Linked DNA regions of Homo sapiens: region 2 is linked to region 1. Evidence: chromatin contacts called from ENCODE Hi-C or POLR2A ChIA-PET data. All regions are on one chromosome and are shown on one strand. Each heading gives the region's core, a stretch centred on a gene start or an enhancer-like site at or near the end of the contact. The rest is flanking DNA. Distances are from core to core; before and after follow the strand shown.

Region 1 (5,668 bases), core at 311-2,810:
GCTGGCCCCACCACTTACTTGCTGTGTGGCCCTGGGCAAGTGACTTCACCTCTCTGAGGTTCCATCTCTGCATTAATAATACTAATAATAATCACAGGATGTGAGCCCCGTTTTTCTGCCAGACACTCTTCCAAGTGACTCCTCTCTGACACGGCCCAATCACCCTCTAGGGTAGAGGCTCTGAGGATCCCAAGTAGGAGACGAGGGTGTGAGGTTTGGCATGAACACTGCCCGCCCGACTCCAGATGCCCTGGCCTTTGCTGCCTGCCATGCAAGAGGCGGTCTTGCAGATGAAAGGAGATCATTTGAGAGAAGTTTCCAGCTCCCTGTGCTCAGTCATGGAAGTTGTCATATTATTGTCACCGTTACTCACTTTCCTCCTTTCCCTGGTGAGGGCCGGCCCTGCCTCGTAAGTCCAACTCCTGCCCACTGCTCCCCATGGGGTGCCCACCGCCTCCAGCTGGGAGCCTCCTCTGCACTCTCTGTCCTCCAAAACCCATGGATGTGCCTCCAGGGGGCAGAGGTCTGGGGGCCCTTCTGAAGGCCTGTGGCTCAGCCCCCTCATTTCAGAGGCAGGGAGAGGCCACTTCCCAGGACCCCACAGTGGCTCCAGCACGTGCAGCCCCCCAGCCCCTTCTTCCTCTTCTTTCTGGGTCCTTTCCCAGAGTCAGCTGCCTCCTGCCACCAGGCAGCAGGGCCACTGGGGATGGCTGGCTAGGCTCTTGGCTTCGACACACATGGTGGCTTCATCCCTGGGTGGAGCAGTTGCTTGCCTGCAAGATGGCTTCTAGAATGTCTTCCCTGCGTGCCGGAAAGTCCACCATGAGCGTGCCATCCTCCAGAGTCAAGCACGCAGCATGGTACCTGCTAAGCTCCCCAGGAAAGATGGGAGCTGGGAGACCTAAGAGGGCATGGGGGGTGCTGCAGGGGAATGAGGTGGTCAGAGCCCAGGGCAGGGTCACAGAGTGGCATCTGAGACTGAGGGCAGCCACCAGCAAGGTGAGTTTGTTCCTCTCCTCTCTGCTGGGCCCTTTGGGTGCCCCTAGGCTCTGCGGCGGGCACTGGGGTTTGAAATATGGGCAGAAAAGATGAAGGCTTCTTTCCTCCCATTCTCCCAGTGCGCACGCCTCAGCTGGCTTCCTCATTCACTCGTGTTCACTCGGCAAACATGTACTGAGCACCTCTGGGGGGCCGAGTGCCTCTGGGCCCTGCAGCTCGCCTGAGTCCTCATCCGAGTCCGCACCCCACCTCCGTCCTCTGCAGGTCCCCTTCTCTCCCTGACTCTCCTCCGCCACCCTCATCAGCCCCAGGGCTCGGGGAGCTGGGACAGAACCCAAAGAGAGATGAGCTCGTGGTCTCAGCTGTGAAGTTGGCTTTGGTTTTTCGGTTGCAAATCACACCCATATTAGGAACCGGCGGGAAGGAAGATGACTGCGCCAGAGCCTGTGTTTTCTGGAAACACCGCAGGGCGGTGAGAGGTTTTCCAGGCCCTGCCTCAAGCCAAGAGGCAAGATTTGAATCACTGAACTGTCATGAGGTGTCTCCCAAGTCCTGGGTCCAGCATTGCTCCCTGAGAGCACCAGGAAGTAAAATGCCCTCAACACAGAGGTCCCCTGAGACCCACAGAGAGCCCACGAAACACTCACCGAGCGCCGACTTGGCGCCAAACCCTTCCCATTCACTTGGCCATTTAATTTTCAAAACCTGTTGTGTGACAAGTGGTGACTCTCACTCCACAGAAAAGGAAGCCACTCCACTCTTGAAAAGGATGCCAAGCGGCACCCCCGCGGCCACACAGCCAGCAGCCCAGATCTACCTTCTCCAAAGCTTGGCTCTGAATTGCGAGGCTGCAAAGCCCCATTCTCCTGGTGCCCATCTTGCCCAGCCCAGCAGCGGGAGCCCTTCTCAGGGAAGAACCTGTTGCGAGGGGAGAGGCGGAGCTGTCGCTGATGGACGGAGCACAGCTCCCCACCCGCAGTGGGTACTCAGGAAATGTCTGTTGACAAACAATCCTGTCTTCATAAAAACAAAACTGGCAATGCAAGTGCATAAAAGAAAAATACTGGAATGAAATGCACCCAAATGTCACTATTCTAATGAAGATGATAAGGAATGTGATTTTCTTGCTCTTTCCTGTGCTTATCTGTATTTTCTATATTTGTTGCAGAGAAGTTAAAAGAAAAGAAAAACCGTAAAAGGAAAGCCAAATGCCTCCTCCAGAGCTGTCTGACAGGGTTTTGGGGAGAGATGGTCTGGGGAGGCTGCAGTCAGCAGTACAGCCCCCGGGGGCTGTCAACAAGCAAGAGAGGTCAGAGACCAGTGGCCCTGGCTGGCCTCCCTGGTTGACCCTCTTAGAATCAGAAGATACCACTTTGAGCATCTTGGGGTGCAGGTGATGAGGGGAAACAGTAACTTTGGGAGCAAGCAGTCAAGGATGAGGATTTGGGGGTCAAGAGACCTGGGAAGCCCAGCTCACCATCTAGCCTAGAGTGTGCCCTGCGGCAAGTCATTGTTCTACTGAGCCTCAGTTTCCCCATCTGCAAAGTGGGTTTCTGGAAGGCTATCATGAGGACTAAATGAGGTCATGCATATGGAACAATCAGCCAGTCCTTAGCATGCAGTAAGTGCTCAAATAAGGGTAGCTCTTGGTCATTCTTCTTCTTCTTCTTTTATTTTTTTTTTTTTCCTGAGACAGAGTCTTGCTCTGTCACCCAGGCTGGAGTGCAATGGAATGATCTCAGCTCACTGCAGCCTCCGCCTCCTGGGTTCAAGTGATTCTCCTGCCTCAGCTTCCTGAGTAGCTGAGATTACAGGTGCATGCCACCACACCTGGCTAACTTTTTTGTATTTTTACTAGAGAGAGGGTTTTGCCATGTTGGCCAGGCTGATCTTGAACTCCTGGCCTCAAGTGATCCACCCGCCTCAGCCTCCCAAAGTGCTGGGATTACAGGCATGAGCCACTGCGTCTGGCTGTTTTTCTTCTCTTCCAGTCCCCATGGTCATTAGGTAAAGCCTGGCCTTGGCACTCAGGCTGGAAGTTGGCTAGAGGGGATTTGGAACTAACCCCCTTGGTGTAAGGTGAAGAGTCTGAAATTTAGGGAGGGGAGGAGGTAAGAACAGAGTCAGACTCCTCCCTCCGCCACACCTTGCTGCTTCCAGCCCTCACTGTTCCAGAGCAGAAAGTGTGGGGTTTAGATGCTCCCGGGGACCTGAGATCCATGTCAGTCCTCCCAGTGTGTGGTTCTAACACCTTCCTCAGTGTGGGCCTCTCCCTGTCCTCCCACCCCACCCAGCCCCACCCTGGCCAGTCTCAGGACCTGTGGAAACCAGGAGGACCAACCAAGTTCTCCTTCTCACTCTCTGTCTGAGTCAACCCCACCACACCATGGAGGTGACTCAGAGGAGACAAAGCCCCAAACCACACCCCATTCACGGTTTGGAGGGGAGCCTCACTCCAGGGCTGGGTTTCCCAGGGTCTGTTCTGCCCTGCCAGACACTCTCAGGCTCCCTAGGAAGAGGAGGATGGAGACTGGAGAGATGGAGGGATGGAAGGATGGAGGCTGGAGAGATGGAGACTGGAGGGATGGAGGATGAAGGGATGGAGGCTGGAGGGATGGAGGGATGGAGGCTGGAGGAATGGAGGCTGGAGAGATGGAAGGATGGAGGCTGGAGGGATGGAGACTAGAGGGATGGAGGCTGAAAAGATGGAGGGATGGGAGGGATGGACGCTGTAAGGATAGGGGCTGGAGGGTGGAGGCTGGAGGGATAGAAGGATGGCGGGATGGGAGGAATGGAGGCTGGAGGGATGAAAGGATGGAGGCTGGAAGGATAGAGGCTGGAGAGATGGAAAGATGGAGGCTGGAGCAATACAAGGATGGAGGCTGGAGGGATGGAGGCTGGAGGGATAAAGGAGGAAAACAAAGAGCGGGAGGGGTCTGGGCACTAGGCTAGGGCCTCAGCTGCTGGGCCTGTACCATGGCAGGGAATCCATGAATCCTGGAGGCATTTTTGGCTGGTTCCAAAGTCAGACAAAGTGTGAACCTCTCTCTGCTACAACCTTGGCCAGAAAGTCTGGTGCAGAGACGATGAGACACTGGGGACCCCCACTTGTTCACATTTGTTCCGTTGCTCACTTGTTCAAAAAACACGCGTGAAGCCCCTGCTTGGAGCCAGGCACTGGGCTGGGTTCAGGGTTTCCAGATGAATCAGGCCTGCTCCCCGGGGGACTCCCAGTCGTTCAGAAGAGAGACAGACATTGAAACAAATAATTAAAGACACGAATGAAAGCCTCTGAGATAAAAATACACAAGATCGGTGAACACAGAGAGAGTCACTGAGACAAGCTTAGGGTTGACCCTAAGCTTGAACCAGAGGGAAAACTCAGACCTCCACCGAGTAGGATGGGCAGTGGGAGGCTGGGGTGCAATGATCCTGAAGGATGCTGAGGGACCCACCACTGCTCCCGTGACCTCCACCTGACGTTCCTCAGGGAAGTGACACCCCCTCCAAAATATGCAACGAGAGAGGCCCTGGGGAGACGCAGGCTTGGGTTTCAGATGTGGGCGATTCTCACACGGGCTGCAGATTCTAGGCCTTGGTCTGCAGCCCGCTCACTCCACGCCGCTGAGACTCAGTTTTCTCATCTGCCAAGTGAGAGTTCTGGATTTGGAGATGATTATTACAGCTAATATTTGCTGAACATTTACTGTGTGCCAGGCATCGCGCCAGACACTTTGCATCGGTACCTCGTTCAGCCTTCACATCCGCCCAGTGAGGTAAGTGCTATTAATAGCAGAAGCCTCTTATCCAATGAGAGCAAAACCAGTGGTTGGTTAATAGAAAAAAAAATTAATGCAGGAAATCATATGATACATAAAGTAGGCATTTTATTGAACGTAACACGTGCGCGTGTACTTTTATGAGATGATCTTCTGATGCAGGGCCAAGGCTGTCTTTGAGACTGAGGCCCCCAGCTGGTGTCCTACCTTGTTTTTCTTGCATAAAACCAACCTGTGCAGCAGCGTTTATGGCTCTCATTAGGAGTCCTTTAAAGCGGAGTGGGACCTTAGAGATGCTTGTGAAGCCATCTGAGCACAGACTCCCTAGACTCCCTCTGGATTTTTAATAATCACCCCCTCCCTCCAGTTTTAGTCTACACCTAATTCAATGAAAGTTTGTGACGGATTTTAACTATTGTCTTCCCCAGTCTTTTATGGCTGTCTTGCCCACACCTCATTTGGCAGCACTTTTTTTTTTTCTTCCGTTGACAACTCGCCTATAACTGGGCCTTTGCAAAGTCCTTTCTTGGTTTTCTGTGACACGACTCTCTTTCCCATTCACATTCTGGTCTCCCTGGTTCGGCCACTACAGCCAGCAGCTGCAGGTCTGGGAAGAAGCCTCACTGAGTCAGAGGAGCCGCCTAGGTGGGAATAGCAGCGGCCGGCCTGCCTGGAACATTCAGGAAGCTGTGGCATCTACTAGCCTCTCTTTCAAAGGACAGGGAGAGTGTTTGTTAATCCAGAGTGGGTTGAAGGGAGGTCTTGTAAGGCACTTTCTATGGTTTGATTCCCATTCTACAGGTGAGGAAACTGAGGTACATGAAGTCACTTCCCCAAGGCCACCCTAGGCTCGTCTAGCTGGGATCTGAACCCAGGCCTGCCTGGCTCCA
Region 2 (5,923 bases), core at 3,403-5,902, 1.1 Mb after region 1:
GCCTTTTCAGCAGACAGAGCTAAAAAATACTTTTTTTTTTTTTTTTTTTGAGATGGAGTCTTGCTCTGTCACCCAGGCTGGAGTGCAGTGGTGCAATCTCAGCTCACTGCAACCTCCACCTCCTGGGTTCAAGTGATTCTCCTGCCTCAGACTCCCCAGTAGCTGGGACTACAGGTGCCCACCACCGTGCCCAGCTAATTTTTCTATTTTTGGTAGAGATAGGGTTTCGCCACATTGGCCAGGCTGGTCTGGAACTCATGACTTCAGGTGATCCACCAGCCTCGGCCTCCCAAAGTGCTGGGATTACAGGCGTGAGCCACCATGCCAGGCTGAAAATACATTTTTGAAGAGAAAAAATACATACTGCTATCTAATTCAGATCTAAGTATATCCTAAGCTTCTTTTCCACTTATAACACTTTCTCATACACTGAAAAATCTTGGTTCCTAATGCTATTGACATAATTACTTATTTTTTCTTATATCATAGTTTCAAAATAGCAACATCAATATTACTACTGGCAATAAGACTAATGAATACAATTGTATTTCTATGCAGTTTTATTTGTCCTTAGACTGTATCCCATTAGACAGGTACAAACAAGGATTACATGACTGTAATCCCAACACCTTGAGAGACAAACGAGGATCACTTGATGCCAGGAGTTTACGAGCAGCCTGGGCGACACAGCGAGACCCTGTCTCTACAAAAAAAAATTTTTTTTTTTTTTTTGAGACAGGGTCTCGCTCTGTTGCCCAGGCTGGAGTGCAGTGGCGTGATCTCAACTCACTGCAGGCTCTGCCTCCCAGGTTCACGCCATTCTTCTGCCTCAGCCTCCCGAGTAGCTAGGCCTACGGGTGCCCGTCACCACGCCCGGCTAATTTTTTATATTTTTAGTAGAGACAGGGTTTCACCGTGTTAGCCAGGATGGTCTTATCTCCTGACCTCGTGATCCGCCCGCCTCGGCCTCCCAAAGTGCTGGGATTACAGGCGTGAGCCACCGCGCCCAGCCAACAAAAACTTTTTTAAAATTAGCTATGCCTATAGTCCCAGCTCCTCAGGAGGCTGAGGTGGGAGGATCCCTTGAGCCCAGGAGTTGGAAGTTAGTGAACTATGATCACCACTGCACTCAAGCCTGGGCGACAGAATGATATCTCTTTATTTTTTATTTTTTTGAGATGGAGAGTCTCGCTCTCTCGCCCAGGCTGGAGTGCAATGGCTCGATCTCAGCTCACTGCAAGCTCTGCCTCCCAGGTTCACGCCATTCTCCTGCCTCAGCCTCTCCAGTAGCTGGAACTACAGGCGCCCACCACCATGCCCAGCTAATTTTTTTGTATTTTTAGTAGAGACGGGGTTTCACCGTGTTAGCCAGGATGGTCTTGATCTCCTGACCTCATGATCCACCTGCCTCGGTCTCCCAAAGCGCTGGGATTACAGGCGTGAGCCACTGCACCCGGCCTGAACTCATCTCTTTAAAAAAGAAAAAAAATCAAAATACTTAAGAAGCCATTTGAAATTATTTTCTCTGTGTTACACCACCAATCTGACATTACAGATGGTTCGTTTCCATTTGTTTTTAATTTTTATGGAGTGCTTTATTTTATTGAACTTTGTCTTATAAATATGTGAAATGTTTACAAGAGTCCAAAATTGTACTATATAAAAGGTATATTCATAGAAGTCTCATTCCCATCTCTATCCCCTCCAACCCACATAGGCAACTATTTTTTTAGAAGTTTGGGATTTATTCTTCCATTGTTTACCTTTTAAATATAAGTACTTAATGTATATTTATCTCTCCATTACTCACATGTAATAGCATACTATAAACACTGTATGCACTTTGCTTATTTCACTTAATAATAAACAGATCACTTGATATTAGTATATGTTTATTAGTATATATAAGAAATCTTCCACATCTTTTTTTTTTTGAGATAGAGTCTTGCTCTGTTTTTTTTTTTTTTTTGAGACAGAGTCTTGCTCTGTCGCCCAAGCTGGAGTGCAGTGGCTTGACCTCGGCTCACTGCAACCTCCGCCTCCCAGGTTCAAGAGATTCTCCTGCCTCAGCCTCCCAAGTACCTGGGACTACAGGCAAGTGCCACCACACCCGCCTAATTTTTGTATTTTTAGTAGAGACAGGGTTTCACCATGTTGGCCAGGCTGGTCTCAAACTCCTGACCTCAAGTGATCTGCCCACCTCGGCCTCCCAAAGTGCTAGGATTACAGGTGTGAGCCACCATGCCAGGCCTCTTCCACATAGCTTTTCATGGCTGCATAGTACTTTATCCTGTGTATGTACTATAATTTATTCAACCAGTTCTTTATCATTAGACATGTGAGCAGTTTCCAATCTTTTGCTATTCATTAATGCCATAATGAACAGCCCTGTACATACAGGTTTGTTGTTTTGTGTGTGTGTGTTTGCCAGTATATTACTAGGATAGATTCCTCGAAATCTAGTATTTGATCTAGGGTTACTGGATCAAATAATATTGCTATATATTGCCAAATTTCCTTGTTAACTGTTATATCACTTTGTCTTCCCACCAGCTATGTATGAGAATGCTAGCCTTAGGTGTATTTTGATACCATATCAGATTGAGGAGGCTGCAGAGATGAATCACAGACAAGGTTCCTGCCCCTAGGAATTCTCAGTCCTCCAGGAGGCCTAAAGGCTAAAAAAAATGACATAATAAGCAGGAGGCAGATTTACCCTGAAACTAATGAATCTTAAGCTTCAGAGTCCTTTACTTATAGGGACCCTTTCCAGTGTTCCAGATATGTGTTCACAGGGCCATTTTATAACATTTTTCCTCAGGAGGACACCCCAAATTATTTAAGTTTCAGGTCCCACAAGATCTAAACCCCCCTCACAGACTTAACAGTGAGCCTAAACTGGGGGCGAGAGTGGATTTCAAATCTCATCTGCAGCTGACTTAAGAGCAAGGGTTCCTATGATATTTAATGACTGAGACAAAATGAAAACGCTACTTTGATCGAGAGAGAGGTCCCTCCCCTGATTGGGATCAATAACCCACACAGGTAGTTAGCTGTCTACGCAGAGCCTTCTATATTTTCCCTCTACTTTTGAGGGCGGGAAATAAGTCTTGGCTGACACCAGTGTTTCCAGCAAACAGCTGAAGACTTGACACTTGGATGGCACTCAGGACAAAAATCTGAACAGATTACAGAACCGTTGTTGTTTTTTTTTTTTAAGGGGAGGGTGTGTTACACCAGGAATGGGTATTCAAGGTAGACACATCCCAAAACAGACACTTCAGTGAGAAGAGGCAGAGGTGTTTCCTCACCTGTAAAAACAGGATAATAAAACCTACTCTTGTGGGGTTTGGTTAGGATTAAGCAAGATCATTTATATAAAGACCTAACCCAGTGCCAGACTCTCGGGAGAAGGGGCATAAAGGACAGAAAATAAAATGAGTTGATCTTTGAGCACAGCGACAGGGATTTTTTGTACATCGTGCCTTACAGAGCGAGCGCTGGGAGGAGGAATCATCACCCTGCTGAGAAGTAATGGGTGCAGAATAAATCGAGTAAGAAGGAATGGACTTTTCTGGCGGATGCTTACTGATCTAACAACTGGATGACTGAGGAATGCGGTCCTAAGTGACCCCGGGCTGGCTGTGGGGCCAACAGCGTGCGGGATCTGACTAACAGCGTGTGGCAGCCGAGCGACTGCAGCAGCGGCGGGGACCCCATTGACTGTCCAGCCCCGAGAGCGGCAGGAGCGCGGTGGATCCTGGCTCGGACCAAGGCCTCTCCCCTGCGCCGACTGCAGACCAACCCTCCACCAGGAGCCTCGCGGGGGGGCGCCGTGGGCACCGCAGCCAGGTGCAGGCGCCTCCGCGCCCTCACTCCCCACGCCGAGGAGGTGGCCCTGGCTCCCTGCGGCCGCAGCCGGGGAACAATGAGGCGCCGGCCTCTTTAAGGGAGATACCACCGCGCCGGCGGGGCAGGGGACGGCATCCTCCCAGATGATCGCACCCAGCCCCGCGCCGCCGCCGCCGCCGCCGTCTCCGCAACTGCACCGCCCGCAAACATGGCTCAGTGACTCGGAGAAAAGCTGCAGTCTCCCTCCCGGCGGGGCGGACGCCAGGCCTCCTTGGTCGGGCCGCACCTCCCCGCAGGCCCGCCAAAGAGCACCGCGCCCCGCAGGCACCCGAGACCCGCGCGGAAGATGCACCGGGCGTTCCACCCCAGCGAGCCCCGCACCCCAGCCCGCAGCTCGGTAGGTCGGAAGGGGGCGGGTAGAGGGAGGGGAGGCCGCGGCCGGGCGCGCGCAGCCCCAGGCCCGGACCTGCCGCTGCAGACGGTCCCCGGGGCCGCGGGCCCTGAGCGCCCGCTGCGGCTGGAGGGTGGCCGAGCCCCGGCGTGGCGTGGCCTCGCGGTTCCCGAGCCCGGCCACCCCTGCGGGGAGCAGCACCAGTGGTGCGCTCCGGAGCGCGCACACCTCCGACGACTCCCGGCTCTGCAAATCCTCGAGAGAGGGAGGAGGCGAGCGGAGCGCCGGCCGCGCGCCTCGTCGGTGGCGCGGAACGTCCCGGCTCGCGCTACGGAAAGCCGGAGGGGGGCGGGGCCGTCGGCGTAAGGGGGTGTGTCCGCGCGCACCACGGGGGCGCGCGCCGGCTGCTGACTGGAGGCGGCGGCAGCGGAGGCGCGAGCTGCCCGATAATGGCGGCCTGCAGAGCCCATGAGAGGGAGAAGCGGCAGCGTCTACCCTGAGGTAAATCTGGCCTTTCGGCGTGGCGGAGAGGTCTTGCTGCAGAGCCGATGGCCCTGCATGTGCCTCCCTCCCTGGGAGGCTTGTCACAGACGTGTCAGCGGAGTCATCCTGGGGAAGGCCCTGCGCTCCTCAGGCCACCGACCCCAGTCGCGGCCTCCTCTCATACCGGGGCCACCTCCCCCCGGCCCTCAGCCCCCAGCCCCGAGGAGTTGAGGCAACTGCAGGGCTGGCTCCTCAGAGCGAAGGGGCTCAGGAGGCTCCCCTCCGGGCTTCATCTGAGCACGGCCGAGGAGGGGGAGGGCCTGACACTTGGCCAATGAGCGCGGCCTGAGCCGCCGCGTCGGGCAACACCTCTGGCCGCGACTGGCCCTTCCCGGGCGCCGGCAGGTGTCTGGCCTGGCCGGCTCGCGTCCCAGCGCCTGGTTAGAGCAGCGGGAGCGAGGGCCCGCCACTTTCGGTCGAAAGTCACTTAGGTTCGCATCGGATGCATCATTGGATCCGGGATCCCACGGGTTTCATAAACACCTCTCTCCTCCCTATTCAGGAAGGTGCTCTTCCCCATGGGGACTGTACCAGGCTGGAGAGGACATGGCACTGCTTCAGAGACACGAACCACCTTGAGTGGATGTGATTGGCGATCCCCGTAGAGCAGGAAAGCTCGTCTGCTGTGCAGCCGGCGCAGAGGATTCTGTGGCAGGAAATTAGACACTAGGAAATTCAGTAGCGATTTGAAGGGTGGGTGTCCAGTTAGAGGAAGTGGGACTGAACACAATCTCAGAAGTCATTTCTTTTTATTAAATCTATCCTGTAGACTTAAAGCAGTGGATCCCAACTTCTCAGGCTCTAGGGTCAGTAGCCTTTTGCTTCCCCAGCTGTACAGAATAAATATTGTACAATCTCAGGTTACTTTTCTAGCCCGTGGTCACAATCTACAAATGAGAATTCGTTCATGAAGTTGGTTATAATCTAGAAATTCTTTGGGCGCTGAGGAAGCCCACTTTAGACTTTCTCCATTCAACACATGAGCATTTCTGTGCAGGGCCTTTGCCCTCGCCTTTAAACCGTTCAGTAAGTTGAATTCCCAAGAACTCTGTCAGAGAGCCCCTTGATATGCAGGATCTTTGTTGGCAAAAATGACCTAGAACTAAATAGATATTGTTTACTCCAGCTGTCTTATGA

Evidence for each region. A loop is a pair of places that touch in the nucleus more often than their neighbours do. ChIA-PET counts read pairs that join two places held with the same protein, here RNA polymerase II (POLR2A). Pooled maps may share reads with other maps.
Region 2: a loop to region 1 is called in a pooled map, with 6 times the contacts of the local background. The contact joins the promoter of PDIK1L here to the enhancer-like site in region 1. A Hi-C loop is called at or near these places in 2 of 37 single-sample maps with no recorded cell type and 5 of 50 pooled maps. POLR2A ChIA-PET finds 5 or more read pairs at or near these places in 1 of 52 experiments (CD4-positive, alpha-beta T cell).

What each region holds. Positions count from the first base shown.
Region 1 is chr1:25,027,596-25,033,263 of GRCh38, forward strand. No RefSeq gene overlaps it. Among named protein-coding and RNA genes, the nearest start is that of MIR4425, 6.9 kb to the left of the region's middle. RefSeq lists enhancers at 1-388, 389-926, 468-517, 927-1,466, 1,419-1,508 and 3 more and a silencer at 3,521-3,570. Within about 2 kb of position 1,561, at least 8 of the 41 ENCODE cell types and tissues checked have a DNase peak (open chromatin) inside an H3K27ac peak, as active enhancers do; they include CD4-positive, alpha-beta T cell, where a contact is called at or near this core.
Region 2 is chr1:26,107,172-26,113,094 of GRCh38, forward strand. PDIK1L (PDLIM1 interacting kinase 1 like) reads left to right here and starts at 4,653. Exons shown (of 3, transcript NM_152835.5): 1 at 4,653-4,744. RefSeq lists silencers at 3,667-3,946, 4,007-4,646 and enhancers at 4,697-4,926, 5,307-5,416.